Linked DNA regions of Homo sapiens: region 1 is linked to region 2. Evidence: read pairs that join two places in POLR2A ChIA-PET (ENCODE). Cell type or tissue: GM12878. All regions are shown on one strand. Links, peaks and the distances in the headings refer to the core of each region. The heading gives the core; the rest is flanking DNA. Region 1 holds the start of LOC107985034 (a long non-coding RNA gene). Region 2 has its middle 6.6 kb from the start of SUMO2.

Region 1 (5,376 bases), core at 254-5,253, 53 kb after region 2:
TGTGAGCCACTGCACCTGGCCTGGACAGACATTTAAAGTAAGGCCTACTGCTGCTTGTTTAGTCTCCATAGGTGCTTTTTTATTTTTTTCTTCTTCTTTATTAGTATGTTATGTATTTGTGAAAAACAAAACAGTTCTAGTAATAATGTAAGACAAATATAAGATTAGTAGTATTGAGCTTGATTCATCTGAAGAGGATTTTATGAAAATAAACCACTATGGCAGGACTGCAAGATAATTTTTTGTTCTTCAGAATGTTCATTAACTGCTGGATTCAGAGAGAGAATGAAGACTTCAGTAGATCCTGTATGTATAGCAGGAGGCCATGTCCCACCAGCAGAAATGAAACTGCTTGAACTAACAAGTTGTCTCAGTCCGAATTCTCTTTATCTTGAATATTTTAAATGTGGAGTTTTGTTTTTCTTTTATATTTACAATTATATTTAGGTTATTTCAGGGACACTTATTGTAGGACTTGTGTGTCTGATCCAGTGCATTTGATCTTGCTTCTTTTACAATGGATGTAACCAAGGAAACTAATGGGTGACCCTCTCTGAGTTTTAGTTCATAATTGTGACAGTTGTCATTCTGAAAAGCTTCATACTCTATTTTTGCTTGTAGTTAAATAGTATAGAACATTTTATGTTACTCCCATAGAATGTTCCAGAAATTCATGAAATGTTAAAAGCAGCAGTAGTATGTTAACATTAACAAAGCATGAAAAATAAATAAATAAAATAAATGTCTGTCCAATGAGAAATACTGCAGCCACAGAAGAGGGAGGTTTGTTTGCTTCTAGCCTATCATGAGATAAGTACATGAATTGAGAGTAAGTGTTAAAGACCTCTTCTTGGCCGGGCATGGTGGCTCACGCCTGTAATCTGAGTACTTTGGGCAGCTGAGGTGGGTGGATCACTTGCGGTCAGGAGGTTGAGACAAGCCTGGCCAACATGGTGAAACCTGGTCTCTACAAAAATACAAAAAATTAGCTGGGCATGGTGGCGGGCGCCTATAACCCCAGCTATTGGGAGGCTGAGGCAGGAGAATCGCTTGAGCCTGGGAGGCGGAGGTTGTGGTGGGCCAGGATCACGCTACTTTACTCCAGTCTGGGCGATGGAATGAGACACAGTCTCAAAAAAAAAAAAAAAATCCATTAATATAGGAGCATTATTAACTGCCCTTACTGCCTTTTCAGGCAAAAGGGATTCTATGAAATATTTTTACGAATATCTTAGAATATGCAACTGAATTTGATTGGTTAACACTGAAATAAACTTGCTATTAAAAAGAAAACTAAGGCCCAGTATGGAGGCTCACGCCTGTAATCCCAGCACCTTGGGAGGCCAAGGCAGGTTGGATCACCTGAGGTCAGGAGTTTAAGACCAGCCAGGCCAACATGGTGAAACCCTGTCTCTACTAAAAATACAAAAAATTAGTCGGGCGTTGTAGCGGGCACCTATAATCCCAGCTACTTACTTGGGATGCTGAGGCAGGAGAATTGCTTGAACCCGGGAGGCACAGGTTGCAGTGAGCCGAAATTGCACTGTTGCACTCTAGCCTGGACAACATGTGTGAAACTCCATCTCAACTAAAGAAAAAAAAGGAAAACTAGGCCGGGTGCAGTGGCTTAATGCCTGTAATCCCAGCACTTTGGGAGGCCAAGGTAGGTGGCTCACTTGAGGCCAGGAGTTTGAGACCAGCCTGGCCAACATGGCGAAACCCCGTCTCTACTAAAAATACAAAAATTAATCAGGCATGGTGGTGCATGCCTGTAATTCCAGCTACTCGGGAGGCTGAGGCAGGAGAATTGCTTGAACCCAGGAGGCAGAGGTTAAAGACCCTGTCTCAAAAAAAAAAAAAAAAAAAAAAAAAAAGGAAAACTAGGCTGTGTGAAGGGTGAAGGTGGCTCATGCCTGTGATCCCAGCACTTAGGGAGGGTGAGATGGGAGGATCACTTGAGTCCAGGAATTTGAGACCAGCCTGGGTAACATAAGGAGACCCCATCTTTTAAAAATAAAAAAAAAAAAAAAACAAAAATAGCCAGTTGTGGTGGTGCGCGCCTGTAGTCCCAGCTATTTGGGAGACTGATATAGGAGGATTGCTTGAGCCCAGGAGTTTGAGGCTACAGTGGGCTGTGATTGAGGTACTGCACTCCAGCCTGGGCCACAGAGTGAGACCCTGTCTCAATATCCTCCACCTGCCACCCCACCCCTCCACAAAAAACAAACAAACAAAAAAACTAAAAATATGTATACTATTAAGCTCTTAGTAAAAGTTTCCTTTCATAGAAAATATAGAATTTTTGCATTCACTTTGCACTTTGAATCAGTTTTTTCCCGGTTTAGAAACAACCCTAATGAGAGACAATTCATTTGGAAAATTGGATGGGTTCCAGTTTTTTTGCTGTCAGAGAATTGGATAAATAGCCTATATCATGTGATAATTACTATAAAGCAATGAAGCTTGACAGTGAGGTGAGGGATTTGAAAACATACAGTTAATAAGCAAGGCGAATTACTACCCTGTTTGTAAATATGGATACATTTCCAAGAGTGAAAAAAAGAAGTTGATACCATTTATGTTAAATATAACCAAAACATGTTACATGTTATCTGGCTACATGTAAATATACATAAAACAAGTGGACTAGAAGGCTGCACAGGACTTGCAGTGGGACCTCTGGGAATAGGGGGAGCAGGATCCACCCGGAGCTGGAAGGGGCCGTAGAGCTAGAGTTCCCTGTTCTTATTTAAAAATCTTCATGTCCTTGGGCCAGGCGCGGTGGCTCACGCCTGTAATCCCAGCACTTTGGGAGGCCGAGGCAGGTGGATCACAAGGTCATGAATTCAAGACCAGCTTGGCCAGGATGGTGAAACCCCATCTGTACTAAAAATACAAGAATTAGCCGGGCATGGCGGCAGGCGCCTGTAATCCCAGCTACTAGAGAGGCTGAGGCAGGAGAATTGCTTGAACCTGGGAAGTGGAGGTTGCAGTGAGCCAAGACTGCACCATTGCACTCCAGCCTGGGCAACAGCGAGACTCCGTCAAAAAACAAAACAAAACAAAAAAAAACTTCATGTCCTTATATATTTGTGTAATTTAGAAAAGAACATAAACAACAAATATGGGAAAAGATGAACAATGGTTAATTCTGTGGAGTGGGAGCATGGTGGGTGATTATTTTGTTTATGCTTTTAGGTATGTTTCCAACCATCAAACCAAAAAAAAAAGAAAAAGAGAAACAGATCCTTGATCTTAACAGGAAATGGCTGTCATTATGAGTATTATTTCTATTCCCTGTTTTCATAGAAAATGTGGACACAGACTTGCCAGGCAGCCTGGGGCAGAGTGAAGAGAAGCCCGTGCCTGCTGCGCCTGTGCCCAGCCCGGTGGCCCCGGCCCCAGTGCCATCCAGAAGAAATCCCCCTGGCGGCAAGTCCAGCCTCGTCTTGGGTTAGCTCTGACTGTCCTGAACGCTGTCGTTCTGTCTGTTTCCTCCATGCTTGTGAACTGCACAACTTGAGCCTGACTGTACATCTCTTGGATTTGTTTCATTAAAAAGAAGCACTTTATGTACTGCTGTCTTTTTTTTTTTTCTTTTGAAGAACAGGTTTCTCTCTGTCCTTGACTCTTGGGTCTGTGGGCCATGGCATGAGTGTTTTCTAGTAGTAGATTGGAGGGAAAGCTTTGTGACACTTAGTACTGTGTTTTTAAGAAGAAATAATTTGGTTCCAGATGTGTTAGAGGATCTTTTGTACTGAGGTTTTTAACACTTTACTTGGGTTTACCAAGCCTCAACTGGACAGACCATAAACAGTCCACAGGCACCGTTCCTGCCAGGCCCCAACCCACAGGGAGTCTCTCCGCAGAGCCTTCTTGGTGTTGCCCTAACTTGCCAGTGGCCTTTGCTCAGAGCCTCCTCCTGTGACATGTGAACAATGAAGAGGCCTGCGCCTCCTGCCTTGCCGCCTGCAAAGCAAAGAAACTGCCTTTTATTTTTTAACCTTAAAAAGTAGCCAGATAGTAACAAGACTGGCTGGCTGATGAGCAAAGCCTTTGCTCTCACGCAGAGGAAGGCTTGGATGTACAATGAAACTGCCTGGAACTAAAAGCAGTGAAGCAAGGGAGGCAATCACACTGAAGCGGGTCTTCCTCCAGGAACGGGGTCCCACAGGCGTGTTGTTTTAAATAACCTGATGCTGTGTGCATGATGCTGGTGCTTGACCATGAAAGGAAAGTCTCATCCTTAAAATGTGTTGTACTTCACAATCCTGGACTGTTGCTTCAAGTAAACAATATCCACATTTTGAAACACTGTGTACTGTGTCTTCTTTTTGAGATGGTTTCAGTGTTCTCCCTGGTTAGATGCTTTTCTCTTTGTCACTATAAATCCTGCCTACTGATTGGAGGAGTCATTTGAAGTTAAATAGCCAGATGTGCCTGTAATTAGCTACTTGGGAAGCCAAGGCAAGAGGATGCTTGAGCCCAGGAGTTTGAGACTATCCTGGGCAACATAGCGAGACCTCCTTAAAAAACAAAATCTTAAAACAGATGAAGACCCAGAGAGGAGTGGGTTTCTTTCTGAAGAAGGCTCTAAAGATGAGCAGGTTAGACTCTTCTACCTCCCCTTTGTTCTGGGCAGTAACATTTTAAAGTGTTCTCCAAGACTGGGCAACATGGTGAAACCTCGTCTCTACCAAAAATAGCCAGGTGTGATGGCACACGCCTGTAGTCGGGAGGCTGAGGCAGGAGGATTGCTTCACCCTGTGAGATCAAGGCTGCAGTGAGCCATGATCGCACCACTGTACTCCAGCCTGGGTGACAGCAAGACCCTGTCTCAAAAAAAGTTCTCCAACTTTAAATATGCGGGGATTTCTCCCCACCAGCAAGCAAGCAAGCAAGCAATTCTGCAGTGGATACCAGCTAGGTGTCCTCCAATTTTTTTTTTTTTTTAAGACAGTGTCTCAGTCTGTCGCCCAGGCTGAAGTGCAGTGGCACAATCTGCTCACTGCAACCTCTGCCTTCTGGGTTCCAGCGATTCTCCTGCCTCACCCTCCCGAGTAGCTGGGACTACAGGCATGTGCCACCACACCCAGCTAATTTTTGTATTTTTAGTAGAGACAGGGTTTATGCCATGTTGCCCAGGCTGGTGTCGAACTCCTGACCTCAAGTAATCTGCCCACCTCGACTTCCCAAAGTGCTGGGATTATAGGCATGAGCCACCTCACCTGGCCCTCCAATTCAATTCTGACAATCAGTTACCTGGAGATAGCTTTGATTCCACAAGTTGAGGGCTCAGCCCCCAAGACTGCTTCCCCTTGAGATAACTCGCAAGTCTGGGCCTCCAAAATGTCTGCGTATCTATGAGTCATATGC
Region 2 (5,376 bases), core at 265-5,264:
TAAATAAAATTATTCCGGTGTGGTGACACACGCCTGTAATCCCAGCTACTCAGGAGGCTGAGGCAGGAGAATTGCTTGAACCTGAGAGATTGCAGTGAGCTGAGATTGTCCAGCCTGGGCAACAGTGAAAGACGCTGTCTCTAAAAATAATAATAATACAAAAATTAACCAGTCATGGTGGCATAGCCTGTAATCCCAGCTACTCAGGAGGCTGAGGTGAGAGAATCACCTGAACCCAGGAAGTGGAGGTTGCAGTGAGCCAAGAGCCCACCATTACACTCCAGCCTGGGTGACAGAGCGAGACTCCGTGTCAAAAAAAAATTTTTTATTCTTATTTTTATTGATTTTATTTTTTATTTATTAGAGACAAAGGTCTTGCTATGTTGCCCAGGCTGGTCTTGAACTCTTGGCCTCAAGTGATCCTTGTGCCTTGGCCTCCCAAGGTGCTGGGATTACTGATATGAGCATATGAGCCACCGTCTCCTAGTCCACTTTCTTTTTCTTTTCCTTTTTTTTTTTTTTTGAGATGGGGCCTCATTACGTCATCCAGGCTGGAGAGCAGTAGTGTGATCACAGCTCACAGCTCACTGCAGCCTTTGCTTCCTGGGCTCAAGTGATCCTCCCATCTCAGCTTCTTGAGTAGCTCCGACCACAGGCAAGCACCACTATGCCTGGCTGATTTTTGGTATTTTTGATAGAGACGAGTTTTCACCCTGTTGCCTAGGCTGGTCTCGAACCACCCAACTCAGCCTGCCAGGCCTGCCAAAGTGCTGGGAATTCAAGGGTGAGCCAGTGTGCCCAGACCCACTTTCTTTTTCCAAAGCATCCTTTTTCAGTGCACAGCTATCCGTTTCCTCCCACCCCTATAAAAATGATGGAAGGAGAGGTGCAGTGGCTCACGCCTGTAATCCCAGCACTTTGGGTGGCTGAGGTGGGCGGATCACAGGGTCAAGAGATCGAGACCATACTGGCCAACATGGTGAAACCCCATCTCTACTAAAAATAAAAAATTAGCTGAGCGTGGTGGCTCGCTCCTGTGGTCCCAGCTACTCGGGAGGCTGAGGCAGGAGAATCGCTTGAACCTGGGAGGTGGAGGTTGCAGTGAGGCGAAATCACGCCACTGCACTCCAGCCTGGCTACAGAGCAAGACTCCATCTCAAAAAAAAAAAAAAAAAAAAAGATGGAGGGAGAATATTAATAGGAAATTTCTATCTCTTCACAATTTTTTCCTGGAAATTGCAAAAGGATTTTCAGAATATAATTTCAGTACATTGCCTAGACCCAGCTCCCAGAATTTCAATGTGCCCTTGGAATACATATTGCTCAGACATTTGAACATGTATTTTTTTTTTTTTTTGAGACGAAGTTTTTCTCTTGTTGCCCAGGCTGGAGGGCAGTGGAGTGATCTCAGCTCACTGCAACCTCTGCCTCCCAAGTTCAAATGATTCTGCTGCCTCAGCCTCCCAAGTAGCTGGGATCACAGGCGCCCACCACCACACCCAGCTAGTTTTTGTATATTTAATAGAGACGAGGTTTCACCATGTTGACAAGGTTGGTCTTGAAGTCCTTACCTCAGGTGATCCACCTGCCTCGGCCTCCCAAAGTTCTGGGATTACAGGCGTGAGCCACTGTGCCCAGCTATTGTTTTTCTTATTTTTTTAGATGAAGTTTCGCTCTTGTTGCCCAGGCAGGAGTGCAATGGTGTGATCGCAGCTCACTGCATCCTTCATCTCCCAGGTTCAAGCAATTCTCCTGCCTCAGCCTCCTGAGCAGCTGGGATTATAGGCGTGCGCCACCACGCCCGGATAATTTTTGTATTTTTAGTAGAGATGGGGTTTCACTATATTGTCCAGGCTGGTCTCGAACTCCTGACCTCAGGTGATCCACCTGCCTCAGCCTCCCAAAGTGCTGGGATTACAGAAGTGAGTCACTGAGCCCGGCCTTGAACATGCAGCATTATTATTATTATTATTATTATTATTATTATTATTATTTTGAGATGGAGTCTCACTCTGTCGCCCAGGCTGGAGTGCAGTGCAGGATCACAGCTCACCACAACCTCCGCCTCCTGGGTTCAAGTGATTTTCCTGCCTCAGCCTCCCAAGTAGCTGGGATTACAGGCGCCTGCCACCGCGCCCACCTAATTTTTTGTATTTTTGGTAGAGATGGGGTTTCACCATGTTGGCCAGACTGGTCTCGAACTCCTGACCTCGTGATTCTCCCACCTTGGCCTCCCAAAGTGCTGGGATTACAGGCGTGAGCCACCGCCCCCGGCCGAACAAGCATCTTATACAAATTCCTCCTTTGCCTGAAGGTGATTTTGTAATTTAGTGTAATAGGTTGTCAGGTAGTTTTTTTTGGGTTTTTTTTTCTTTTGAGACAGAGTCTTGCTCCTCTCGCCCAGGCTGGAGTGCAGTGGTGCAATCTCGGCTCACAGCAACCTCTGCCTCCCAGGTTCAAGTGATTGTCCTGCCTCAGCCTCCCGAGTAGCTGGGATTACAGGCGCCTGCTGCCACGCCCAGCTGTTTTTTGTATTTTTAGTAGAGACCGGGTTTCACCATGTTGGCCAGGCTGGTCTTGAACTCCTGACCTCAGGTGATCTGCCTGTCTCAGCCTCCCAAAGTGCTGGGATTACAGGTATGAGCCACTGTGCCCGGCCAGTATCTCTTTGTCTTTTCCCTAGCACACAGCAGGAGCTCAGTTAACACTACTTTCTAGCTATGTGATAGCATGTTTACTTAACCCCTTTGAGAGTAGCAAATAACTACTACACCTGCTTGCAATCATTTGTGTAAGAGGAAAATGAGCTAACATTAGTAATGTCCCACTTAGTGCTTGATAGGTGGCAGGTACTCAACAATTGTTGGTTCTCTTTCTCTTTCACTTCTTGTGTATTTCCTCCTCCCCCAATCATAAGTTATATGAGTCAGAGATTTTGTCTCCCCTTCTTGGTATCTCCAGTGTCATAGTATCTTACACATAGTAATGGGGTTTTTTTGTTTTGTTTTGTTTTGTTTTTGAGACAGGGTCTTGCTCTGTCACCTAGGCTGGAGTGCAGTGGCACAATCTCGGCTCACTGCAACCTCCACCTCCCGAGTTCAAGCGATTCTCCTGTCTCAGCCTCCCAAGTAGCTGGAATTACAGGCATGCACCGCCATGCCCAGCTAATTTTTGTATTTTTAGTAGAGACAGGGTTTTGCCTGTTGGCCAGGCTGATCTTGGAACTCCTGGCCTCAGGTGATCCACCCTCCTCGCCATCCCAAAGTGCTGGGATTACAGGCGTGAGCCATCGCACCTGGCCCAGTAATAGGTTATTTTTGTTGTTTTTTGAGGTAGGGTCTCACTCTGTCACCCAGGCTGGAGTGCAGGGGCACAATCATAGCTTATTGCAGCCATAATCTCCTGGGCTCAAGTAATCCTCTCACCTTGTCCTCCCAAAGTGCTGGAATTACAGACATGAGCCACTGCAACCAGCTGATAGTTTCAATTCATTCATTCATTCATTCATTCAGTGAATCCTCGAACGCCTACAACGTACAAAAGCTTGGAGTTGAGAGAGAACATTTAGGAACCCCAAGTGATTGAATATGACCAAAGCAGAGGCTTCAGGATGAGAAACAAGGCTATAGAGTGGTTAATTTGGATTAGTTCTCAAAGGGCGCATAGGTCATATCCTGTGAAGCAGATGATTAGTGAGGAACCAGGGAGTATCAGAAACTTCTTTTGGTTTATTTTTTATTTTATTTTATATTTTTTGAGACAGAGTCTTGCACTGTCGCCCAGGCTGGAGTGCAATGGCACAATCTTGGCTCACTGCAACCTCTGCCTCCCGGGTTCAAGCGATTTTCCTGCCTCAGCCTCCTGAGTAGCTGGGACTACAGGTAGCCGCCATGATGCCCAGCTAATTTTTGTATTTTTATTTATTTATTTACTTACTTACTTATTCTGAGACAGAGTCTCGCTGTGTTGTCACCCAGGCTGGAGTTCAGTGGCACCATTTCGGCTCACTGCAACCTCTGCCTCCCGGGTTCAAGTGATTCCCCTGCCTCAGCCTCCCGAGTAGCTGGGATTACAGGCGCCTGCTACCATGCCCAGCTAATTTTTATCTTTTTAATAGAGACGGGATTTCACCAGGTTGGCCAGGCTGGTCTTGAACTCCTGACCTCAGGTGATCTGCCTGCCTTGGTCTCCCAAAAGGCTGGGATTCCAGGCGTGAGCCACAGTGCCTGACCCTTTTGATTTATATTTATTTTATAATGGCTTGTGTTTCTCAAACTTTATTATTTATTACTTTTTTTTTTTTTTTGAGGCAGGGTCACACTCTGTCACCCAGGCTGGAATGCAATGCTGCAGTCTCAGCTCATGGCAACCTCTGCCTCCTGGTTTCTAGCAATTCTCCTGTCTCAGCCTCTGGAGTAGCTGGGTACGCCACCATGCCCGGCTAATTTTTGTATTTTTAGTAGAGACGGGATTTCACCATGTTGCCCAGGCTGGTCTTGAATTCCTGAGCTCAGGTGATCCCCTCACCTCGGCCTCCCAAAGTGCTGGGACTACAGGCATGAGCTACCGTGCCCGGCCTCAAACTTTAGTGTGTTTAAGAATTACCAGGGCTGGGCATAGTGGCTCCCACCTATAATCCTATCACTTTGGGAAGCTGAGGTGAGGGGATCTCTTGAGCTCAGGGGTTTGAGACCAGTCTGAGGAACATAGTGAGAGCCCCATCTGTACAAAAAATTTTAAAAAAATTAGCCTTGTGTGGTGGCATGCACCTGTAGTTGAAGCTACTTGGGAGTCTGAGGCAGGAGGATCCCTTGAGCCCAAGAGGCAGAGGTTGCAGTGAGTTGAGATCACACCAATGCACTCTAGCCTGGGCAACAGAGTGAGACCTTCCCCAAAAAGAGAACAAAACAGGCAGATTTGGCAGGGTACAGTGGCTCATGCCTGTAATCCCAGCGTTTTGAGAGGCTGAGGCTAAGGCTGGAGGATCACTTGAGCCCAGGATGCCATTTCTTTCTTTCTTTCTTTTTTTTTTTTTTTGAGATGGAGTTTCATTCTTGTTGCCCAGGCTGGAGTGCAGTGGCGCGATCTTGGCTCACTGCAACCTCTGTCTCCCGGGTTCAAGTGATTCTTGCTGGGATTACAGGCATGAGCCACCACGCCCGGCCAGGAGATGCTATTTCTATAAAAAATAAAAAGCCACCACGCCCGGCCAGGAGATGCTATTTCTATAAAAAATAAAAATAAATTAGGTGGGCGTGGTGGTGCCTGTCTGTAGTCCTAGCTACTCAAGAGGCTGAGGCGAGAGGATGGTTTAAGCCCAGGAGTTCGAGGCTGCAGTGAGCTATGATTTGCGGTACTGCACTCTATCCTGGGTGG

Evidence for each region. ChIA-PET counts read pairs that join two places held together with the same protein. Peaks named below come from ENCODE experiments on the same cell type or tissue, not always from the same donor. Only the 100,000 strongest peaks of a DNase experiment are listed, where the experiment ranks them.
Region 1: POLR2A ChIA-PET joins it to region 2 with 9 read pairs; 27 of 35 experiments call an interaction of 5 or more read pairs at or near these places.

What each region holds. Positions count from the first base shown.
Region 1 is chr17:75,134,184-75,139,559 of GRCh38, reverse strand. JPT1 (Jupiter microtubule associated homolog 1) reads left to right here. Exons shown (of 5, transcript NM_016185.4): 5 at 3,310-4,312. The coding sequence ends at 3,458. LOC107985034 (a long non-coding RNA gene) reads right to left here and starts at 3,310. Exons shown (of 2, transcript XR_007065907.1): 1 at 1-3,310. In GM12878, for the core only: no CTCF peak of the experiment used is centred there; no DNase peak of the experiment used is centred there.
Region 2 is chr17:75,186,918-75,192,293 of GRCh38, reverse strand. No RefSeq gene overlaps it. Among named protein-coding and RNA genes, the nearest start is that of SUMO2, 6.6 kb to the right of the region's middle. In GM12878, for the core only: no CTCF peak of the experiment used is centred there; a DNase peak (open chromatin) is centred at 2,873; H3K4me3 peaks cover 303 bases.